Regions from separate parts of the Homo sapiens genome. Here all the other regions are linked to region 2. Evidence: read pairs that join two places in POLR2A ChIA-PET (ENCODE). Cell type or tissue: HepG2. All regions are shown on one strand. Region 1 has its middle 10 kb from the start of JPH4. Region 2 holds the start of LOC105370408 (a long non-coding RNA gene). Region 3 overlaps LINC00596 (long intergenic non-protein coding RNA 596).

Region 1 (8,000 bases), 110 kb after region 2:
AACAAAAAGAACAAAGCTGGAGCTATCATACTACCAGACGTCCAAATACACTACAAAGCTATGGTAATCAAATCAGCATAGTACTGGTACAAAAACACACAGACCAATGGAACAGGATAGAGAACTCAGATATAAATCCACACATTTACAGACAACTCATTTTCAACAAAATCATCAAGAATATACAATGGGAAAAGGACAAGCTGTTCCATAAATGATGCTGGGGGAAATTGATAACTATAGGCAGAAATATGAAATTAGACCCCTATCTCTCACCACATACAAAAATTGATCAAAATGGATTAAAGACTTAAATCTAAGACCTGAAACTATGAAACTACTAGAAGAAAGCATTGGGGAAATGCTCCAGGACATTGGCATGGGCAAAGGTTTCTTGAGTAAGACTTCAAAAGCATAGACAACCAAAGCAAAAATAGATAGGATTACAACAAGCTAAGAAGCTTTGCATAGCAAAGGAAACAGTCAACAAAGTGAAGAGACAACCCACGGAATGGAAGAAAATATTTGCAAACTATCCATCTGACAAGAGATTAATAATGAGAATACATAAGGAGTTCAAACAACTCAATAGGAAAACAAACAAAACTAATAATCCAATTTAAAAATGAGCAAAAGATCTGAATAGATATTTCTCAAAAAGATGACATGCAAGTGGCCAACAGGTACATGAAAAAATGCTTAGCATCACTAATCACCAGGGAAATGCAAATCAAAATCACAATAAGATGTCATCTAACCCCAATTAAAATGGCTTTTACCAAAACAATAGAGAATAACAAATGCAGCCAGGTGCAGTGGTTCATGCCTGTAATCCCAGTATTTGGGAGGCCTAGGCAGGTGGATCACATGAGGCCAGGAGTTTGAGACCAGCCATGACCAAATGGCAAAACCCCGCCTCTACCAAAACTACAAAAAGTAGCTGGGCATGGTGGTGCATGTCTGTAATCCCAGCTACTCGGGAGGCTGAGGCACAAGAATTGCTTGAACCCAGGAGGCGTAGGTTGCAGTGAGCCAAGATCGTGCCACTGCACTCTGGCCTGGGCAACAGAACAAGACTTTTTCTCAATAACAACAAAAAAGAATAACAAATGCTAGCGAAGATGTAGAGAAAGGAGAATCTTTGTGCACTGTTGGTAGGAATGTAAATTATTAGTACAGCCACTATGGAAACAAGATGAAGTTTCTACAAAAAACTAAAAATTTGACCAGGTGTGGTGGCTCATGCCTGTAATCCCAGCACTTTGGGAGGCTGAGGCGGGCAGATCACCTGAGGTCGGGAGTTCGAGACCAGCCTGACCAACATGGAGAAACCCTGTCTCTACTAAAAATACAAAATTAGCTGGGCGTGGTGGTGAGTGCCTGTAATCCCAGCTACTCGGGAGGCTGAGGCAGGAGAATCACTTGAATGTGGGAGGCAGAGGTTGCGGTGAGCCAAGATCGTGCCATTGCACTCCAGCCTGGGCAACAAGAGCAAAACTCCATCTCAAATAAAGAAAAAAAAAAAATTAAAAATTAGAATTACCATATGACCCAGCAATTTCACTACTGGGTATGTACCTAAAAGAAAAGAAATCAATAAATTGAAAAGATATTACACTCCCATGTTTTTTGCAGCACTATTCACAGTAGCCATAATATGAAATCAACCTAAGTGTCCATCAGTGAATGAATGGATAAGGAACATGTGGTATATATACACAATGGAATATTATTCAACCATAAAAAAGAATAAAATCCTCTCATTTTCAGCAACATAGATGGAACTGGAGATCATTGTGTTAAGTGAAATGAGCCAGCCACAAAAACATTAATATCACATGTTCTAACTTTTTTGGACCTGAGGTGGGAAATTGTTTAAAATGTTCTAACTTATATGTGGAAGCTAAAAATGTGGATCTCATGAACATAGAGAGTAGATTTGTGGTAACCAGAGGCCAGGAAGGGGGTGGGGGGATGAATATATGGTTTAATAGAAGAATATACGGTTTGATAGAAGAAATAAAACCTAGTGTTTGATAGATCAGTAAAGTGACTATAGTTTATAATAATCTATTATGTATTTCAAAATAGCTCCAAGTAGGCCGGGCACAGTGGCTCATGCCTGTAATCCTAGCACTTTGGGAAGCCCAGGTGGGCAGATCACCTGAGGTTGGCAGTTCGAGACCAGCCTGGCCAACATGGCCTCTACTAAAACACAGCCTCAGCCTCCCAAGTAGCTGGGATTACAGGCATGCACCGCCATGCCTTAGCCTGGCTAATTTTGTATTTTTAGCAGAGATGGGGTTTCACCATGTTGGCCAGGCTGGTCTCGAACTCTTGACCTCAGGTAATCTGTCCACCTCGGCTTCCCAAAGTGCTGGGATTACAGGCATGAGCCACTGCCCTGCCTTTTTTTTTTTTTTTTTGGAGAAAGAGCAACCTCAAAGTATGGGGCTTAAGTGATCCTCCCACCTCAGCCTCTGGAGTAGCTGGGACTACAGGGGCACACCACCACACCTGGCTAGCTTTTTTAATTTTTTTGGTTTTGGTTTTTTTTTTTTTTTTTTTTTGAGACAAAGTCTCACTAGAGTGCAATGGCGCATCTCAGCTCACTGCAACCTCTGCCTCCCAGAATCAAGCAATCCTCCCACCTCAGCCTACCAAGTAGCTGGGACCTCAGCTATGCACCACTACATCCAGCTAGTTTTGGGGTTTTTTTGTAGAGATGGGGTTTTGCCATGTTCCCAAGGCTGGTCTCAAACACCTAGCGCAAGTGTTTTCTCAAATTTTTTGTAGAGATGGGATCTCACTATGTTGCCCAGGCTGGTCTCAAATTCCTGGCCTCGAGCAATCCTTCCACCTTCATCTCCCAAAGTGTGGGATGACAGGAATGAGCCACTGTGCCCAGCCTTAGTTTATGTACAAATATAAATCATTACTGTGAGATAAAATGAAGCACTAGTATGGGATTTAGTAATGCTCAGGTTTTTTCCGCATATCTGATGTCCTGGACAACTCTGGCCTTGACCCTCAGCCTCGCCAAGCCCCCAGCTCCTCTTTTTGCTGTAGAGCAAGGCTGCATTGCTCTGAGAGTCTCGTGAGTCCTAACCGCACATCCCACCCACACTTGCACAAGAGTTAATACTTAGATCAAGTTGTAGCAAAATAAGACTTTACTTTGCTTTATTAAGACTAAAATAAGCAAAATAAGCAGTACCCCAGCAGAAAGTAACCTGGCTGCTTGCTACATTTTGGGCATCTTGCTCATGCCACTGCCCAGGGCTCAGAGATATAGGCTGCAAGACCACTAGCTTGAGATCAGCCTTCTTCCCTCATCCTCTGCTCCCTGGACCCAGTCATTAACAGCACACAAGCATGTGCACATCAGTATGAGGCAGGGTACCTCACTGTGTACCTAGATCCAGTACAGCCCCGATGGTTGCCCCAGGGGTTGACAGTATTGCCCACTTCCCCTTTACCAGTGCATCCCACCCCAGGGAAAATGCAGGTTCTTCTCTCAGTTTCATTGGGTGAGGAGGAAGGTCCAATCCCTTAGCCTGACTCCCAAGGCCCCCTGTTTCCAACAGCAAGTTTCTCTCTTTGCAGCCATCATAGGAAGCAAATGGGCTAAGGAGGGAGGAGGGGTACCGGAAGATGCTGGACTTTGGGGGCCATGAATCTCACAAAGCTATTGTTCTCTCCCCAGACGGGGAAAAAGGAGATGTATACCCCATTTGCCCAATTTCAGAGGGTTTACAGTCCCTAAGGCCTGTCCTTGGGTCTTTCAGTTCATGGATCTCAGGTTAAAAATCCCTGTGCCATAGTGAACCCAGTCTCACAGAGATGTGTAGAGAAACAAAGCAAAACCATTATATGTCCAGGGTGGTATCTGTCAAGCAGGTTCCCTTTTCAGCAAGCCAAACCTGGGAGCAGTGAGAGGCGGGGACAGTCAGACAGCGAAGGCCAGCCATGAAGAACATTCTGGAATCATGATCTGATAAGCAGAGGGGAGCTGTGCAACCAGCCAGCAGTGGCCAGACAGAGGAAATGCAGTGTCTGGCAGCTGGCCATCTTCACCCTCTCCCACCAGCAGCATCTCTGGCCCCATCCTGACCCCTGGTGGCTGCCGGGAGATGAGGAGGAAAATCTTTTCAAGCTCCTCCCCGCTCTAAGGGCAGGGGGAAGCTCCCAGGTCCCAGCACAGATGAAAAGCTGTACCCTCCCACCTCCACCCCCACAGGCCTCAGCTGAGGTCCCCAGGAGGTGCCAGCATGTTTAGGGCACCTTCAGGAGGATTTGCTCCACTGGAGTCACCAGATGCCTACTTAATATAAGCCTAGCAATCAATCAAACAAATGTATACTGTATAAAACACTTTTCACCTATCAAGTTGGCAAAAATGTGTGTCTGTCTGTGTATCTGTGTATCTCTGTGCGTATGTGTGTGTGTGTGTGTGTTACAACTAAAGATCAATGCAGGTCAGGGTGCAATAAGACAAGCACTTTCATGAACAATTGGTGAGGGTGTAAATTTGTACAAACTTTCTAGCAGAGATGCTGGTAAAATAAAGCCAAAATCTTTAAAAATGTTTCTATCCTGTGACTCAGAGATCCTTATGTTAAGAATCCAGCCTGAAGAAATCAATAGACTGATATAACATGATACCTGGAATTTGAAATAAATGAGGGAGGAGAAAACAAGATTGGACAAGAGTGAGAATTACTGCAGCTGGGTGATAGATACATGGGGGTTCTTTATTCTATTCTGTTTACTTTGGTACATGTTTGAAATGTTCCATGATAAAACTTTTTTTTATAAAACTTTTTAAAGAAAGTATCAGAGGCCGGGCGTGGCGGCTCATGCCTGTAATCCCAACACTTTGGGAGGTCGAGGCAGGAGGATTGCTTGAGCTCAGGAGTTCGAGACCAGCCTGGGCAACATGGCAAAACCCTGTCTCTACAAAAAAAAATACAAAAAATTAGCCAGGCATCGTGGTGCACACCTGTGGTCCCAGCTACTTGATCCTGGGAGGATGAGGCTGCAGTGAAATATAATCATGCCACTGCACTCCAGCCTGGGTGACAGAGTGAGACCCCTCAAAAAAAAGAAAGAAAGCATCAGAGATACAAAGATTTGTATACGAACATGTTAATTTTTTTTTTTTTTTTTGAAACTGAGTTTTGTTCTCATTGCCAGGCTGGAGTGCAATGGCACAATCTTGGCTCACTGCAACCTCCACCTCCCAGGTTCAAGTGATTCTCCTGCCTCAGCCTCCCGAGTAGCTGGGACTACAGGCATGTGCCACCACTCCTGGCTAATTTTGTATTTTTTTAGTAGAGATGGGGTTTCTCCATGCTGGTCAAGCTGGTCTGGAATTCCCGACCTCAGGTGATCTGCCTGCCTCGGCCTCCCAAAGTGCTGGGATTACAGGTGTGAGCCACCACACCTGGTCACTTGTTAATTTTTAATAGAAAAAAATGTAAAAGTGCTATGCTAAAATAAACAAATTATTGTGCATCCAAACACTGGAATATTATATAGCCATTTAAAAATCAAGGATGTTTTAATGACATGGAAAATGCTTACAATGTGCCTGGCTCACACCTGTAATCCCAGCACTTTGGGAGGCTGAGGTGGGCAGATCACTTGAGGTTAGGAGTTTGTAACCAGCCTGGTCAACATGGCGAAACCCTGTCTCTACTAAAAATACAAAAATTAGTCTGGGCAAGGTGGCTCACACCTGTAATCCCAGCACTTTTGGAGGCCGAGGCGGGTGGATCACCTGAGGTCAGGAGTTCAAGACCAGCCTGAACGACATGGTGAAACCCGTCCTCTACTAAAAATACAAAATTAGCCAGGCGTGGTGGTGCCCACCTGTAACCCCAGCTATTCGGGAGGCTGAGGCAGGAGAATCGCTTGAACCTGGGAGGTGGAGGTTACAGTGAGCCGAGATCATGCCATTGCACTCCTGCCTGGGTGACAAGAGTGAGACTCTGTCTCAAAAAAAGAAAAAAAAATTAGCCAGGCATGGTGGTAGGAGCCTGTAATCCCTCCTACTCAAGAGGCTGGGGCAGGAGAATTGCTTGAACCTAGGAGGGGAGGGGTTCAGTGAGGCGAGATCACGCCACTGCACTCCAGCCTAGGAGACAGAGCAAGATTTCATCTCAAAAAAAAAAAAAAAAGTCCTCTCAGCCCAAAATCTCCTTAAGCTGATAAGCAACTTCAGCAAAGTCTCAGGATACAAAATCAATGTGCAAAAATCACAAGCATTCCTATACACAGACAAACAGACAAACAGAAAGCCAAATCATGAGTGAACTCCCATTCACAATTGCTACAAAGAAAATAAAATACCTAGGAATACAACTTACAAGGGATGTGAAGGACCTCTTCAAGGAGAACTACAAACCACTGCTCAAGGAAATAAGAGAGGATACAAACAAATGGAAAAACATTCCATGCTCATGGATAGGAAGAATCAGTATCGTGAAAATGGCCATACTGCCCAAAGTAATTTATACATTCAATGCTATCCCCATCAAGCTACCATTGACTTTCTTCACAAAATTGGAAAAAACTACTTTAAACTTCATATGGAACCAAAAAAGAACCCACATAGACAAGACAATCTTAAGCAAAAAGAACAAAGTTGGAGGCATCATGCTACCTGACTTCAAACTATACTACAAGGCTATAGTAACCAAAACATCATGGTACTGGTACCAAAACAGATATATAGACCAATGGAACAGAACAGAGCCCTCAGAAATAACACCACACATCTACAACCATCTGATCTTTGACAAACCTGACACAAACAAGCAATGGGGAAAAGTTTCCCTATTTAATAAATGGTGTTGGAAAAACTGGCTAGCCATATGCAGAAAACTGAAACTAGACCCCTTCTTTACACCTTACACAAACATCAACTCAAGATGGATTAAAGACTTAAACATAAGATCTAAAGCCATAAAAATCCTAGAAGAAAACCTGGGCAATACCATTCAGGACGTAGGCATGGGCAAAGACTTCATGAGTAAAACACCAAAAGCAATGGCAACAAAAGCCAAAATTGACAAATGGAATCTAATTAAACTAAAGAGCACAGCAAAAGAAACTATCATCAGAGTGAAAGGCAACCTACAGAATGGGAGAAAATTTTTGCAATCTATCCATCTGACAAAGGTCTAATATCCAGAATCTACAAAGAACTTAAACAAATTTACAAGAAAAAACAACCCCAGTAAAAAGTGGGCAAAGGATATGAACAGACACTTCTCAAAAGAAGACATTTATACAGCCAACAAACATATGAAAAAATGCTCATTATCACTGGTCATTAGAGAAATGCAAATCAAAACTACAAGGAGATACTATCTCACACCAGTTAGAATGGCAAACATTAAAAAGTCAGGAAACAACAGATGCTGGAGAGGATGTGGAGAAATAGGAACACTTTTACACTGTTGGTGGGAGTGTAAATTAGTTCAAACATCGTGGAAGACAGTGTGGCGATTCCTCAAGGATCTAGAACCAGAAATACCATTTGACCTAGCAATCCCATTACTGGGTATATACCCAAAGGATTATAAATCATTCTACTATAAAGACACATGCACACATATGTTTATTGCGGCACTATTCACAATAGCAAAGACTTGGAACCAACCTGAATGTCCATGAATGATAGAATGGATAAAGAAAATGTGGTACATATACACCATGGAATACTATGCAGCCATAAAAAAAGGATGAGTTCATGTCCTTTGCAGGGACATAGATGAAGCTGGAAACCATCATTCTCAGCAAACTATCACAAGAACAGAAAACCAAATGAGAGGTGACAGCATGCTGGCAGTCCTCAGAGCCCTCGCTTGCTCTCGGCACCTCCCCTGCCTGGGCTCCCACTTTGGTGGCATTTGAGGAGCCCTTCAGCCCCCCACTGCACTGTGGGAGCCCCTTTCTGGGCTGGCCAAGGCCGGAGCCCACTCCCTCAGCTT
Region 2 (8,000 bases):
TTTTAGGTACACACTGGCTCAGCGGACTCACATCCACAAAGCTGAGCATTAAACAAAGACAGAATCGGGTTTTTATAAGTGGACTTACAATAAATAAAACAAAAGCAGTTAACCAAATGATAGGTCATATAATCTATAGCATAGCATAACTTGTGGCCTTGCATAGGTGGTGGCCTTGTAGCTGCATTGAAAGAAAAACAACAACCGGCTAAATACAGACATTTGTAAAACATAATCATGCTTAAGAAGACTGGGAAAGGAGTAACAGTAAAAGAATTTGTCTTTCTTTTTTTTCCTTCAACCTTGCTCTGGTGTTGGGGGGTATCTGGAGTCCATTCCTTTGGCCTTGGTTTCTCAAACAGTATTATCTTATTACTGTCCTTGAAGTGAGCTTGCTGCACTTTCCTCTGCTAGGCAGAGGAAAACTTGTTCTTTTCTTTTTAACCCTTGCCTTTTCTGTTACTTTTCTTGGAGTGAATGAATGCATATTTATTTTTAAATTTCTGCCTCAGTTTCCCCCCTTTGATGCCTTTTATAAAAGAAGTTTAATAGAAGGCATCACTATTACTTAGTTCTGCCTGAAGGGACGAGTTTTCTTATTTAGACAAAGGTTGATATTTATGCAGAGCCATTAGCTGAGTGGTAGTTTGCCTAGCTACTATTGCCTCTATACTCGATTGAATGCTTCTAACAAGGAGAGGTAAGAGACAAGGGAGTATTAGGCAACTTCCTAATATGGCCAGAACCACTCCTATTAAAGTCTTGAACCCTCAGAAAAATAAAAACCAAGCCTCCAAAGAGAGAATCTGGAGACCACCCTTTCCAAGTTTGAACTGGAACATGGGCTAATTTTCTCATTCTTGCAGTTATTTCCATAATTGCCTTTCCATTGTCATCGATTTCCAGGCAGCAATTTGTTAAATTGAACTTTCCACATACTACTCCTTCTAGGGCTAGGAGATAGTCTAAAGCTAATCTGTTCTGATAGATAGCGTTCCTCATTTTTGTGCCTTGCTGGGCCAGACGGGTCTGGGTTCCCTTTTTGATAACATATATGAAGGTTGCTGGGTATGTGTGTATGTAGACATGTAAGGAGGAACCTGCAGTCCACCAGCATTTTGGTAAGCATAATTGACCTTTGTTGTGGCTAGGGTGCCATGATATGCAATACCAACAATCTTTCTCTGGGGTCCCAGGGGAACAATGTGGAGTTGCTCTTGGCGTGCATACATATTTGTAGTTATTTCTATAGTATCTTTCCAAAGGTAGGTTACCACAGATGGGTGAGTCTTGGTATGCTACCTAACGAGCATCAAAATACAGAGAAATAGTCCCTCAGTAAAAGGGAGGGACCCTGGTTTGGTTTAAGAGGAGACCTTCTTTTGACTGCACGAATTTCAAACCATTCACCAGGTGAAAACTTGGGGTCATAACATACATAAAGTTGGTTATTTCCTGGGTCACAAACTGAGTAGGTGGTTTGACTATAAGTACAAGTTCCTAAGCGATTCCCCATACACCCATAATAAGTATGGTACAATAGAGTTTTAGTTATGCTGTTCCCTGACCAAGTAGTATGTGTACGGTGGAGACACCCTTCTGTGGGTGATTCTTCTAGCATGGTTAAGGGGGGTAACAACAGCAAAGCAATGTACAGCATATTCATATCCAGCAAGGACAAAAGAGGTCCTTACCTGGGGAAGAAGATTGAGCACAGCGACGGAACAATAGTAAAACAGTATTACAGGAAAACTACTAGTCCTAAGATTTCTAACTACATTTACTTGCTTGACAAGTCCTCAAGCTTCAGCTGTGCATAGACTAGTCAGCTTCTGGTGTGTGACTAGAGCAGAGCTTGTTGTTTCCTCAAGCTTCACCCGTGTGTAGACTGGTCAGCCTCTGGAGTGACCAGAGCAGGGCTGTTGTACTCAGCAGCAACTCAGTCTTGTCACAAGATCAGCCGAGTCAAATGGTCTGGGTCCTGCTGGCTGGTTCACTTGTCCTGAGCTGCCGGTTTCAGCCAACTGTGGTGGATCCAAGACACAACAGCTGCAACTTTAACAGCAGTGGGAAAGGACAAGATTACTGTATGGGGCCCATCCCACATGAGTCTTAGAGAAGTTGGGTTCTACTTTTTAACCTAGAGTTACCAGGTTTAAAGGGGTATCAGGTTTTTAGGCATTTTTTTCATGTACCTAATTATGAACACTTTGCATGGCTATTTCTGCATTTGTTTTCTTAAAGTTAATTCCCCTAGTTCCTGGAGATCATCTTTAATTTGACTTATGATTTGGGGGTGGCCCACCGAACAAAATCTCATAGGGTAAATACCCAGTTTGTTTGGTGGGGGTGCACCTGACTCAGAGGAGGACCATAGGCAAAACCTGATCCTATCTCAGATGAATTTCCTGGCAATATTTCTTCAGTAGCTGCTTGAGTGTCCGGTTCGTGGTTCCACTTTTCCTGAACTTTGTGGCCGATAGGCTGTGTGTAACTTCCATTTTATTTTTAACAGTCTTGTTAAATCTTGCACTATTTCAGCTACAAATGCTGACCCATTGTCTGACTTTAAAGTTAGAGGCAGTCCAAACCCGGGGATAATGTCTCTTAACAGTACTTTAGTCACTTCTCGTGCTTTTTCTGTCCTAGTGGGGAAAGCCTCACTCCATCATGAAAAAGGTGCAAATAAACACTAGCATATACTGCCAGCCTCCAGCATGGGGCATTTCGGTAAAGTCTATAAGCAAGTTTTTCACAAGGCATGAAGGCATGGCTCCTTCTCAGTTCAGTGTCCCAGAGGAAGGATACTTTTTCTTCCCCCGACCCAACCTTTGTAACTTTATATAGTGGCTTAGCCATCAGTGAGAAATTTGGGATCCAGATGTGGCAGAATCCTGCTGCCTTCAACTTCTAATGTGACCACGGGATCCTGGAGGCTTAATGAAAAGGAGCCTGGTCTGTCCTAGTCCTCATACCCTTCAGCTCTTGCCAGCCCAATCAGATCAGTATCTGGTTCCTCTAACGTGCGGCAGCCCTTGGCCAATGACTTCTTTATATCACAGCATTTACCACTCTCTTTATTACCTTCTGGACATTCATCCTTCCCGTGTCCTTTCTTTTTGCATCCCGCACATTAATCTCTTTCTAGCCTTGTCTGGCTCTTGAATCTCTGCCTAACTTGACCGCTTCCACATCCACATTTGCGTCCACGTCCTCTCACATTGCTAATCTCTCTATAAAGACTGCTGCCAACAGATTGGCCTTTTTCTTAAGCCTTCAATCTGCTTCCTTTTTCCTTCCTGAGTTCTCCTGTTCCTAAGGCCAGCGGGCCAGGCAATGACACCGGCCCCGCCCCCACGCACACACTGCCGTAGGTCTCTCCTGTTTCTTTCGGATTTCTGTTTTTACTTTCTTCTTTCCCTTCTCACATTTACTCTTTTGGGCTGGGTGGGGTCTGCACAACCGTAGTCCCCCTGGGCCATCATTGGCCCAGAGGCTTGGGAGATGCCTGCCGCAAAATGTCAGAATTATGCCCTTCCATCTCCTTTGCTCTTCTCCCGGTGCTGGTCCCCCCCTCCCCCCTCTTTTTCCAGATAGAGCCGGGCTGGGGAAAGGGGCTTAACCCTTGGCGTGCCTAGCTGCCTGGCACCACACTTGTTGCTTTTGCTCTTTTCTGTTTTGTTCTCTGGTCCTGATTAACGTACACTGAGTGGCATTCATGCCTGCAGCTTCTGCTTGATGTTACCCTGGGCTTGCCCTTCCAATGCTGTGTTTACCATGTGCTGATTTTCAGCAGCCTCAGGGTGAAATGGGGTGTAAAACCAGAATACTTCACAAAGTCTCTGTAATACTTCACAAAGCCACTGACTTAGGCTCTCATCACCTCCCTGAAGCACTTTTGAAATCTTCCCTATATTAATTGCTTTCTATCAGCTCTTATCCCTTGCAAAAGCGACCTTTTGGTACCTCTGCAAACGCTGAAGTTGTGTTGCATCCACCAGGTCCCAGTTGGGATCTTGGTCTGGGAACTGACTCTGAGCACGTACCTGAGCATTCACTGCATCTTCTGGTGCATTGGCTTCTAGCCAGCAGAGAGCTGCCTATGTTACTCTCCTGCACTCCTCAGTGTTAAATAATGTGAGGAGGAGCTGCCTGCAGTCTGGCCCGGTTGGATTGCATGTCAGAAAGATGGATTGCATCAGATCTGTAAGAGCTTGGGGCTTCTCCGTGTAGGAGGGAATGTGGCATTTCCAGTTTAAAAGATCAGTGGTTGAAAAGGGCTGGTAGATGAAAGTTCATTGCCCCCTTGAACCTGGCCTTGATCATAATAATAGATGGGTCCTCGCACCTCCCTGAGAGGCATTTGCATAGCTCAAGCACAGCCAGATCTGAGACTGCCTGCTTGACTATCTTGACTTCCTTCCCTGGCCTCTCGAGGCTCCGATTCTGCCCTTTGGGGTGAAACTTGGGGTGTGTTAGCTCCTGAATCTGGTTCCTGGGGGGCTGTTAGCCTTGGCAAAGGGGGGTAGGCTGGGACGAATCTCTGTTCCCTCTGGCAGCTCCTGCAAAACTGGCTTCTCTTGCTCTCTCTGGAACTTCCCCTTTAACTCTGTGTCTGCCAGTGAAGCTGCTAAATAGGGCTGGATCCAGGCTGCTCTTGTCTGTGCTATATTTAACCATGAATCAATTTAAGGAAATTTGTCTGGGTACCCTGGCTGTCCTCCAAGCCCTGTCACCACCTTAAATGCACAGCCAATTATCCCTATCTATAGTTCTTTCAGTCAGCCACCCAACACCAAAAGAAGGCCACTCTAATTCACAGAGAGTTCTCAATCTTTGGGGGTTTAGCTTAAGTCCATAATCCCTTGCAAAATCTTTCTTAAGGTTCTGTAACATGTACTCCAATGGAGTAACTTTTGATGACTTTCCTCCCATTCCTCCCTTTACGACACAGCACAATCACTCTTGCACACTCACTGTTCCTCTCATTTCGGCCGAATATACCATCTCCTATTATGGGAGTTTTCAGATGCTGCTTGGCTTTGCAGAGGTCCTTATTCTCACTGCAACTCTGAGCTATGGGGCAGCTCCTATTAGCCATATGCAGATCACCACTAGTCTTAGTTGGCCCCACACGTTCTTGGAGGATACAGTCCATGCTAAGAGATCTGTGACTCCCCACTTCACAGCTGATGAGCCTAATTAGGCCCCTCCATTCACACACTTCCACACACTTCCCCACTCCCAGTTCCCGTGTTTGTAATTGGGGTGGCAAGCCACTCTCACCCCCTCTACTTTCCCAGTTGGGGTGGTGAGCCACTCTTGCCACCTCCAGTTTCCTAGTTGGGGTGGCGAGCCACTCTTACCATCTCCAGTTTCCTAGCTGACTTAGCGAGCCACTCTCGCATCCTGTGTCGACTGGGGTGTGAGATTCATCCGAATTGATGAGCTACTCCTGTTGCCCCCAGCCCCTCTGGGTCGAACTATTCGGCACATCCCAGGAGGTGATTAGGCTCCCCTTCCATCCCCATGGGACAGGTCCTGCCTTGGGCCCTAAAACCTTACCGCAGTTCCTGAAGGGTGCTGTTTCTGAAATTGTCCTGTAGCTCCTTTCAGGTTCCATTGCACTGCTGGGTAGGGGCGCCGGGTCAGGGGAGAGCTGATTTCCTCTCCGGGCTGAAGTTCTTCCAGTGGTACCTGGGGTCACAGGTCTCCTGAGGCCCAGGGCTCCAGCGCCCAGAGCCAAAGGAAACAGTAAACCTGCTGTCTCTGGTCCTTTTGTGGTCACCAAAAATGTTGCAGGAAACTGAGGACCAGAGAGACTGATATGAGAGTACAGAAGGATTGTTCATTGTAGGTACACGCCAGCTCAGTGGACTCACATCCAAAAAGCTGAGCATTAAACAAAGACAGAGACAGGTTTTTATAAGCAGACTTACAATAAATAAACCCAAACGTTTATCAAATATGATAGGTCACATAATCTATAGCATAGCATAACTTGTGGCCTTGCATAGCTGGTGGCCTTGTAGCTGCATTGAAAGAAAAACAACAAGTGGCTAAATACAGACATTTGTAAAACATAATCATGCTTAAGAAGCCTGGGAAAGGAGTAACAGTAAAAGAATTTGTCTTTCTTTTTTTTTCCTTCAACCTTGCTCTGGAGCTGGGGGGTGTCTGGGGTCCATTCCTTTGGCCTTGGCTTCTCAAACAGTATTATCTTATAACTGTCCTTGAAGTGAGCTTGCTGCACTTTCCTCTGCTAGGCAGAGGAAAACCTGTTTTTTTCTTTTTAACCCTTGCCTTGCCTGTTACTTTCAGAGTGAATGAATGCATATTTATTTTTAAATTTCTGCCTCAATAGGAGGGGGTGGGGAAAGAAGAGAACTCCTCACAGTCAGATTTATAAGGCAGTGGGAGAGGCCAGATAATTATTTCTGTCTCCTCTACAAAGAGGGAGAGCGAGGTGGAAAAGGAGCAGGCTTAAGAAGACTGTCCTGGGCTGAATTGTGTCTATCTGCCAAAGCCTAACCCCTGCCACCAATTCATACATTGGAGTCCTAACCCCAAGTACCTCAGAATGTGACGTATTTGGAGGTGGGGTCTTTAAAGAGGTAATGATCGTTAAATGAGGACATTGAGGTGGGCCCTAATCTAATATAACCAATGCCCTTATAAGAAGAAGAGATTAGGATGTAGACACACATGAGGAAAAACCATGTGAAGACAAAGGGAGAAGATGGCCATCTAGAAGCCAAAGAGAGAGGCCTGAGAAGAAATCAACCCTGAAAACACCCTGATTCTGAACTTCTATCTTCCAGAACTGTGAGAAAATAAATGTATGTTGTTTAAGCTACTCAGATTATGGTGCTGTGTTATGGTAACCTGCTATGGTTTGAATGTGTCTCCTAAACTTTATTTGTTGGAACCTAAATCCCCAAATTCATATGTTTATGGCATTTGGAGGTGAGGCATTGAGAGAAAATTAGGATGAGATAAAGTCATCAAGTTATGCCTCCATTATGGGACTGGTGGCTTTATAAAGAGAAGAAAAAAGACCTGAGCTGACATACTGTTGCCCCCCTGACAGGTAATCCCCTCTATCTTTTTATGATGCAATAAGAAGGCCCTCGCCAGATGTGGCCCCTCAAGCGTGGACTTCCCAGCCTCCAGAACTGGAAGAAATAAATTTCTTTTTAAAATAAATTACTAGTCTGTGGTATTCTGTTAATAGCAATAGAAAATGGATTAAGACAGAGCTTTAGTTGGGCCAGGCATGGTGGCTCACCCCTGTAATCCCAGCACTTCGGGAGGCCAAGGTGGGCGGATCATGAGGTCAAGAGATTGAGACCATCCTGGCCAACACGGTAAAACCCCGTCTCTACTAAAAATACAAAAAAAATTAGCTGGGTGTGGTGGTGCATGCCTGTAGTCTCAGTTACTTGGGAGGCTGAGGCAGGAGAATGGCTTGAACCTGGGAGGCAGAGGTTGCAGTGAGCTGAGATCTCATGACTGCACTCCAGCCTGGTGACACAGTAAGACTCTGTCTCAAAAAAAAAAAAAAAGACAGAGCTTTAGCAAACTAATACAACTGGTGGTTTAAATATGTGTTGATGGGGAAGGGAAGTGGTCCTGAGTAAGATCATGTGGAAAAGGTGACGAGTGATATCAAAAGTCAATTTACATTAAAAGCCAAATTTGTTAAGTGAATTTCTACAACTTTCCACAACTTAGCTATGGAAGAAAGGACATTTGGATTGATCAGGCACAAATATTCTCCCAACAGTGTACAGTGAAAAAGAAGTGAGGAAAGCAATTAAAGAACTTACAAGACAGTAACTGAAGGGATATATTGTGCAGTCTAGGCTATATAAAGAAGGAAATAAAATGAGAGAGGGATTTACAGATTAGGACAATACAGAGAGGTCAGGGAACAAGAATTCTCTGTAATGTTGAAGAGCTGATGTAAAAGGAAATAGAGCAGAAACCAGTGGAAAAGC
Region 3 (8,000 bases), 190 kb before region 2:
AATGTGGTTTGCTAGCATTTTGTTGAGTATTTTTACATCTATGTTCATCAGGGATATGGGTCTGAAATTTTATTTTCTTACAGTGTTTTTATCTGGCTTTGGTGTCAGAGTATTGCTGGTCTTATAAAATGAGTTTGGAAGAGTTTTTTCCTCTTCAATTTTTTGGACAATTTTGAGTAGGATTGGCATTAATTCTTCTTTTAATGTTTGGTAGAATTCACCTGTGACACTAGCTGGTCCTGGAATTCTGTTTGTTGGGAGATTTTTTTTTTTTCAAGAAGTAAGCTTAAATCTCATGTTGGGAGGTTTTATTAAAAATTATTAATTCAGGCTGGGCACAGTGGCTCACGTCTGTAATCCTAGTACTTTGGGAGGCTGAGGTGGGCAGATTACCTGAGGTCAGGAGTTCAAGACCAGCCTGGTCAACATGGCGAAACCCCGTCTCTACTAAAAATACAAAAATTAGCTGGGCGTGGTGGTGCATGCCTGTAATCCCAGCTACTTGGGAGGCTGAGACAGGAGAATTGCTTTAACCTGGGAGGCAGAGGTTGCAGTGAGCCCAGATCGTGCCACTGCACTCCAGCCTAAGCAACAGAGTGAGACTCCATCTCAAACAAAACAAAAAATTATTAATTTAGTCTCCTTTATTTATTTATTACTTACTTGTTCCTGCTCTATTCAGATTTTTAAATTCTTCATGATTCATTCTTGGTAGATTATATAATGCTAGGAATCTATCCATTTCTTTTAGATTATCCAACAGAAGGAAAATTGGAAAATTTACAAATATGTGGAAATTAAACAATGCAACTCCTGACCAATAGGTCAAAGAAGAAATAAAATGGAAAATCAAAAAAATCTTGAGAGAAATGAAAATGGAAACAAAACATGCCAAAACTTTTGGGATGTAGCAAAAGCAGTTCTAAAAGGGAAATTTATAGCTATAAATGCTTACATTAAGAAAAAAGAAATATCTCATATAAGCAATCCAACTTTACATCTCAAAGAACTAAAAAAAGTAGAACAAATGAAGCCCAAAGTTAGCAGAAGGAAGGAAATAATAAATATTAAAGCAGAAATAAGTGAAATAGAAAACAGAAGAAAAAAAGAGAACTTAAATAAATATAATTAAAAAAAATCTTAATCTCTCTCACAACCATGGTAGAGAAAACCAGACTGCGAGATTAATATTACAAGTGTAACCAGTTTTGCCAACTTAATAAAGAAAGCTATTATTTCTCCAGTATTCTCCAAAACCCAAATAATTATGAAGTCTACTTCCCCTGAGGAGTTCCCTTCCCTGATATGTCCAGAAAGCACTTGATAGTTACCTCAAGGCTCAGGACCAGCCTGGGCTGCTCACCAGTATCACTAAGAACTTCCTTGATGTGGAAGGATCCAACAGGCCCTACCAGAATGCCACTGCCCTGGAAGTTGCCTCAGCTGGGCTGCTATGGCTGTTGCCACCAGCACTTCTGCCAGCTCTTCATTTAAAGTCTTCGTTCTGCCTTTAAGTTGCAACTGTCTCAATTACTCTCCTCCTCCCGCTTCACCTCAGTCTAATCAATCCTCTCAGAAAAGCACTTAAGCTTCCAAGTCACAAAATAAAATTTAAAATATTTATTCTCTAGAAGCCATAAAGGAGCAGATTGATAAATTTAACTGTGTTAAAATTTAAAACTTCTGTTTGGCAAAAGACAAGACAGACTGAAAATGTAATTGCAGAACATATGATAAAATGGCTAATTGCCTTAATTTGCAAAATAACTCATGCAAATGAATGAGAAAGTAAAACAACTCAGAAGAAAATAGACATGTTATAAGAACAGACAGTTCACAGGAAAAATATAAATGGCCTGTAAAATTATGGAAATATACTTAGTCTTGCACGTATTTAAAATATGGAGATAAAAACATCAGTAAGATAGAATCTTTCAACTTATAGATTGGTAAAAAATTTAAAAAACCTTTATACTATCTAGAGCTGGAAAAAGTATGGAGCAATAGGTACTTTCAGATTTTTTGATGAGATTTTGTATTGTTGCAACCTTTGGGAAGGCAATTTGGTAACATCTATCAAATATTTAAGTGTATGTGTATTTTGACTGTTTTGACTGAGAAATTTCATTGCTTGGGATTTACATTGTGAATATGCTTGATAAAATTTCCTATTAGTGTATGTGCAAGAATATTTGCAGAGGCATTGTTTTAAAGGAAACAAAAATGTTATTCCCAAATATACATTTTAGATGTATTTTAAGATGGTTATTCAGAGGGCCTGCAGACAAGAATAGCCCAGAAAAGCTGCCTTTTCTGGAGGAGATTTCATCTGTAGAGAAAAATCTACATTAGTGAAATAAAGCTAGGCTTTCTCTGAGGCACCCTTTTTTAGTCCAGATCTAGGAAATATTAACTCAAGCGCAGGCTACCGTCTACTCTTTCTGAGAGCTGCTACCTGCGAGGTTTCATCTACCTAATAAGACTGCCTTTGGTAGCCATGCCTTTCCTCTTCTCTACCTCCCATAACCTGTATTGCGGTGCTCCAAGCTCTTTTCTTTCTGTAACCTCAAGATGGTATAAAAGCATCAACAATCTGGCTCTTTGAGTTTTATATTTTGTATGACTCCTGTGAATACATGCGCATGTTAATACATTTTGTATGCCCTTCCTCCCTTAAGTCTGCCTTTTGTCAGTTGATTTTCAGTGAACCTTCAGAGGGCAAAGGGGAAGTTTTCCCTTGGTCCCTACGGTTTAATAGTGTGATCTGAGAGCCCAAAATAAATGCCCCTTTATCAACTAAGATAGACTCTAAGGTTAAGGAAACAAAGTTACCTACGAGTGGAGCATTCAGAGCCCAGCTGGCACGGCAAATTTCTAAATTCCCAGGACTCTAAACTTCCTAACAATAGCAGCCATTGGACCTCTCCTAAATCTGATTTATAACCCAGACTACTGTAATTCTGATTGGACAGAGGACTGGCCTTACAAACACTCTTTTCTGATAAGCTACTGTAAACATTAAGCCAGTTTCAGTCAGCTTATAGAGGCTGTGGACAAACGGTCTTTGTGCCGTACGGTTAACCTTTTGATGTAAAGAGCCAAATTCCACCTCATTTCAGTGCTAAAACCCTGTTTCAAAGTAAACTTGAGATGTATGTAACGTGTGTTTACTCGTTGCTCATTTGCTCAGCTCCCCTCATAAATATGTATAGCTTTTCCCCAAACCTGCTGAATATGTATGGCTCTATTGTGTAACACAGACCCATGAGGAGTAAAACCCAAGCTGTTCCCTCCCCCTACAAAGAGAGACCACCGTCAGTCCGTGCTGGTTTGCTGGTTTCTCTTCCCAACTTACAAACCAATATCACCAATAAAGCTCTCCTTTCTGCTATTTAACCATCGTGGTGGTCTTTTGAATGGCAACAGCGAACAATTTAAAAAGCAAACTCGTTTAATAGCAAGCAACTTAAAAAGCCAAGCTTAAGTATCTATTGATAGGAAAATTAAATTGGAGTATATAAAAATAATACAGCTGTTTAAAAGTGAGGTAGATTTGTAAGTGCTGAAAGGGAAAGATGTCCAAAGTATATTATGAAACATAAAGAACAGGGTACAGAGTAATATGATGTAAATGAGAATTACATGGCCATAAAGACATGCTAGTAGATGCATTCAGCATTTTTCTAGGAAATGTACAACACACACACACACACACACACACACACACACACACACATTAACAGCAGTTGCCATGGAGAAAAAAGCCATGGAGGAATATTTTATTTGAGCTTTTTCTTCTTTTGGACATACAGGGTTGGGTTAAACACAGTCTTCAGTTCATGGCATGCCCCGTCATTGGTTTAGACAGGCCCCTTAGAGAATGACAGGCCTCATTCTCCACTTTCATTTGCCTCCTTCTCCTTTAAAGAAAACCCTTCTGTTTAATGTATGTGGTATTACTTGCATGTATTCTTGTAAAATGTGTATTGTCTGTTTGGTATGTTGTATTCATTTTTATAACTGATATGTGCGATGGATCCTATTTTTTCACTCAGCATAATGCATGACACTCTGGGTGTGTGTAGTCGTTGCTTCTAACTGCTGATGGTACTCCACATTTTTCCTATCTGCTTTATTCTAGATAGATATCTGGGTCACTTTCAGTTCCTCTCCATCACAGTGTGAATAAACATCCTCATACAGGTACTCAAGTAAGCTACAGTGTGAGGTTTTTTTTTTTTTTTTTTTTTCCAGTACACATCCAAAAGTGGATCTTGATGGTCATGAAGCACAATGATATAGAACTAAGAACTGTCAGATTGCTCTTTAGGGTGGCTGCGCCTGTCTACATGCCCACCAGTAACATAAGAGGACACTTCTGTCCTCACATTTCTGCTAATACTTGGCATTGTTCAGCTTTATAATTTTTGCCAGCATAATAAAGTAATGTCGTGTTATTTTAAAAAGTTGAATTATTCTCATAGCCAGTTTGGGCCTCTCCTTATATACTTGCCAGCCTATTTGATTTCCTCTTTTTGCAAATTGTTTATTTCCTTTGTTCATTTTTCTTTTGGATTTTCTGCTTTTTAATCTTAATTTTAATAGCTTCTTGTATATCTTAGATACTGTGTTAGTTTTTAAAAAACATTAGGGATAGCAAATAACACAAAATTTGTCACCTGTTTGTTAACTTTGATCATGTTGTACTTCCTTGAATAAATTTTCTTAGTTTGATGCAATTGACTTAATCAGCTTTGGCCTTATGATTTGTTCTTCTGCTGTTCTTTAGAAGTCCTTCCCTGCCTGGTATTGTTAGGAAGATATTAACCCACAATATTTACCATTGACTTATAATCTTTTGCCTTGAAGTCTTTAATCCTTCTAGAGATTTCCTTGTATATATACTCTGGTAAGTAGGGATCCAGTTTGATTTTTTACCTCTAATGAGACAGTTTTTCCAACATCATCTCGTAAACAATTTGTCCTTTTGTCAATCAACTGTGATGCAAGATTTACTGTATATCAAGTTCTTATTATGGGTACAAACTTTTTCTCAGTTCTTTGTTATATTCCATTGTCCATGTTTTGTCCTTGTGCCAGTATCATACATTATTTAATTTTTTATCATGAGATATAAGACAAAGAAAAATGCACAAAACATAAATCTCCCACTTAGTGATTCAAAATGAGCGCCTAGCTCATTACCACTCAGGTTAAGAAAGCACACTGCCAAGAACCCAGAAGCCCCTGTGTGTTGCTCAATTTCTGATGCCTTTCCATTATCTTAAGGCAATCATCCTCCCAAAGTAACTAGCACCCTGACATTTATGATGATTAATTTCCCACTTAAAAATACTTTATTAAGCATATATTTATAAACCCTACACTTTAGTTCTGCCTGTTTTTGAACTTTATATAAAAGGAATTATACAGTATGCATTCTGTGTAGCCTGGCTTATTTCACTCAACATTATTGATGAGATTCATCCATGTTGTTATGTGTAGTAGCAGGTTATTGTTTTTCACTTCAATCCCAGTTTTCAGTGGTAGATTAAAGAAACACTCACAGTCCTTCACTCTTTCCAATACCCATGCCTTTTGCAATGTGACTTTAGAGCTCCTCCCATGAAGAAATGGGGTCTAGTTCTCTTCCCTGGAATCTGGGCTGGCATTGTGGCTTCCTTTGGCCAATAGAATATGGTCAGGGTGACCACACGCCTATTCTGAGCATAGGCCTCCAGCAGCCTGTGTGCTTCTGCTCTGTATTTCAGGACTCCTGCCTCAGCCACATGAAAAAGGCTGGGCTAGACTGCTGGAGAATGATGTATGTGGAACACAGCTGAGTAAGCTTGGTTGTGTGGGCTAAGCCCTCAGAAATTAAAAGAATCTCACAGATGCATGAGGCAGCTCAGTTGAGACCAGAACTCCCCAGCTGAATTCAGTCTAAATTGCTGATCCATAAAATTGTGAACTCAATGAAAAGTCACTAAGTTTTGGGGTAGTATGATAGACAACCAATACATATTTCATTGATGTCTGTACCACAATTGATCCATTCTACTGTTGATAGAAATGTAACTTGTTCCAGTTATATAAATTGCACTTCTATAAATTGTGCTGCTATAAAACATTCTTATCATGCCTCCTAGGGCATATGTGCATGCAGTTCTATTGGGCATATATCCAGAATTGAAATTTCCTAAATTTTTTTTTTTTTTTTTTTGAGATGGAGTCTCGCTCTGTCGCCCAGGCTGGAGTGCAGCGGCACCATCTCGGCTCACTGCAAGCTCCACCTCCTGGGTTCACGCCATTCTCCTGTCTCAGCCTCCCAAGTAGCTGGGACTACAGGCACCTGCCACCACACCCAGCTTATTTTTTGTATTTTTAGTAGAGATGAGGTTTCACTGTGTTAGCCAGGATGGTTTCAATCTACTGACCTTGTGATCCACCTGCCTCAGCCTCCCAAAGTGCTGGGATTACAGGCGTGAGCCACCGCGCTGGGCCAAAAAATTTTTTATAGCTACATAATAGTTTTACATATTTATGGGGTTTGATATTTTGATACAAACATACATTGTATAATGATCAAATCAGGGTAATTGGGGTGTCCATCACCTCAAGCATTTATCATTTATTTGTGTTAGGAACATTCCAATTTCACTCCTCTAGTTATTTCAAAATATACAAAAATTACTATTAACTATAGTTGCCCTATTGTGTTACCACTGGATCTTACTCCTTCTATCTAACTGTATTTTTGTACCTGTTAGCCAACCCCTCTTCATCCTCTAATCACCTCCACAGTTCCCAGCTCCTGGTAACCATCAACCTACTCTCTATTTCCATTAGATCGACTCTTTAGCTCCCATATATGAGTGAGAACATGTGATATTTGTCTTCCTGTGTCTGGCTTATTTCACTTAATATAATGTCCTCCAGTTCCATCCATGTTGTTGCAAATGACAGGATTTCATTACTTTTTATGGCTGAATAATATTTCATTGTTGTATGTGTACCACCATTCGTCCAATGATGGTTACTTAGGTTGATTCCATATCTTTGCTATTTGTGAATAAACATGGAAGTGCAGATATCTCTTTGATACACTGATTTCCCTTTTTTTTTTTTTTGGATATATAGCCATCAGTGGGATTTGCTGGATCATATGGTAGCTTAATTTTTAGTTTTTTGAGGAACCCCCATATTGTTTTCCGAAATGGCTGTACTAATTTATATTCCTACCAATAGCGTATGAGCATTCCCCTTTCCCCACATCCTCACTGGCACCTGTTGTTTTATTGTCTTTTTGATAAAAGTCATTTTAACTGGGTTTAGATGATATATCACTGTGGTTTTGGTTTGCATTTCTCTGATGATTAATGATGTTGCACATTTTCTTCACATACCTGTTGGCCATTTGTATATCTTCTTTCAAGAAAGGTCTGTTCACATCTTTTGCCCATTAAAAAAATTGGATTACTTGTTTTCTTGCTGTTGAGTGGTTTGAGTTCCCTATATATTCTGGTTATTAATCCCTTGCCAGTTGAATAGTTTGCAATTTTTTTCCCATTCTATAAGTTGTTTCTTCACTTTGCTATTCGTTTCCTTTGCTGTGAAGAAGCTTTTTAGTTTGATGTGATCCCGTTTGCCCATTCTTACTTTGGTTGCCTGTGGTTTTCAGGTCTTACTCAAGAAGCCTTTGCCCAGACCAATGTCTTGGACAATTTCCCCAATGTTTTCTTCTAGTAGTTTTATAGTTTCCGGCCGAATTGGAATTTTTAGCTCATAGAGTATTATATCTTTACCTTTAATAGTTAATGACTTTATTTATAAAATAGCTGTATGAATTTATACTTCTATCATCAGCATATAAGAGTTCTCATTGCTTCACATTCTGTGCCAACACATGGAATTGAAGAAACATTGAAAAGTTTGCCTTTGAGTTCAGGAACAAGACAAAAATGCCCACAAATACTACACCTTTTCAGTGTTATACTGGA

The links. ChIA-PET counts read pairs that join two places held together with the same protein. Peaks named below come from ENCODE experiments on the same cell type or tissue, not always from the same donor. Only the 100,000 strongest peaks of a DNase experiment are listed, where the experiment ranks them.
Region 1: POLR2A ChIA-PET joins it to region 2 with 12 read pairs; 6 of 35 experiments call an interaction of 5 or more read pairs at or near these places.
Region 3: POLR2A ChIA-PET joins it to region 2 with 15 read pairs; 2 of 35 experiments call an interaction of 5 or more read pairs at or near these places.

What each region holds. Positions count from the first base shown.
Region 1 is chr14:23,585,282-23,593,281 of GRCh38, reverse strand. No RefSeq gene overlaps it. Among named protein-coding and RNA genes, the nearest start is that of JPH4, 10 kb to the right of the region's middle. RefSeq lists an enhancer at 7,637-8,000. In HepG2, a CTCF peak has its summit at 4,097 (motif pointing left); a DNase peak (open chromatin) is centred at 4,081.
Region 2 is chr14:23,690,912-23,698,911 of GRCh38, reverse strand. It overlaps LOC105370408 (a long non-coding RNA gene), which reads right to left and starts at 6,181. Exons shown (of 3, transcript XR_943609.2): 1 at 5,940-6,181; 2 at 5,566-5,806; 3 at 1-2,055. RefSeq lists an enhancer at 4,018-4,534. In HepG2, no CTCF peak of the experiment used is centred here; a DNase peak (open chromatin) is centred at 4,181; H3K4me3 peaks cover 1,319 bases.
Region 3 is chr14:23,879,250-23,887,249 of GRCh38, reverse strand. The region is part of intron 2 of LINC00596 (long intergenic non-protein coding RNA 596); the gene reads left to right. Among named protein-coding and RNA genes, the nearest start is that of LINC00596, 20 kb to the left of the region's middle. In HepG2, no CTCF peak of the experiment used is centred here; a DNase peak (open chromatin) is centred at 3,089; H3K4me3 peaks cover 1,412 bases.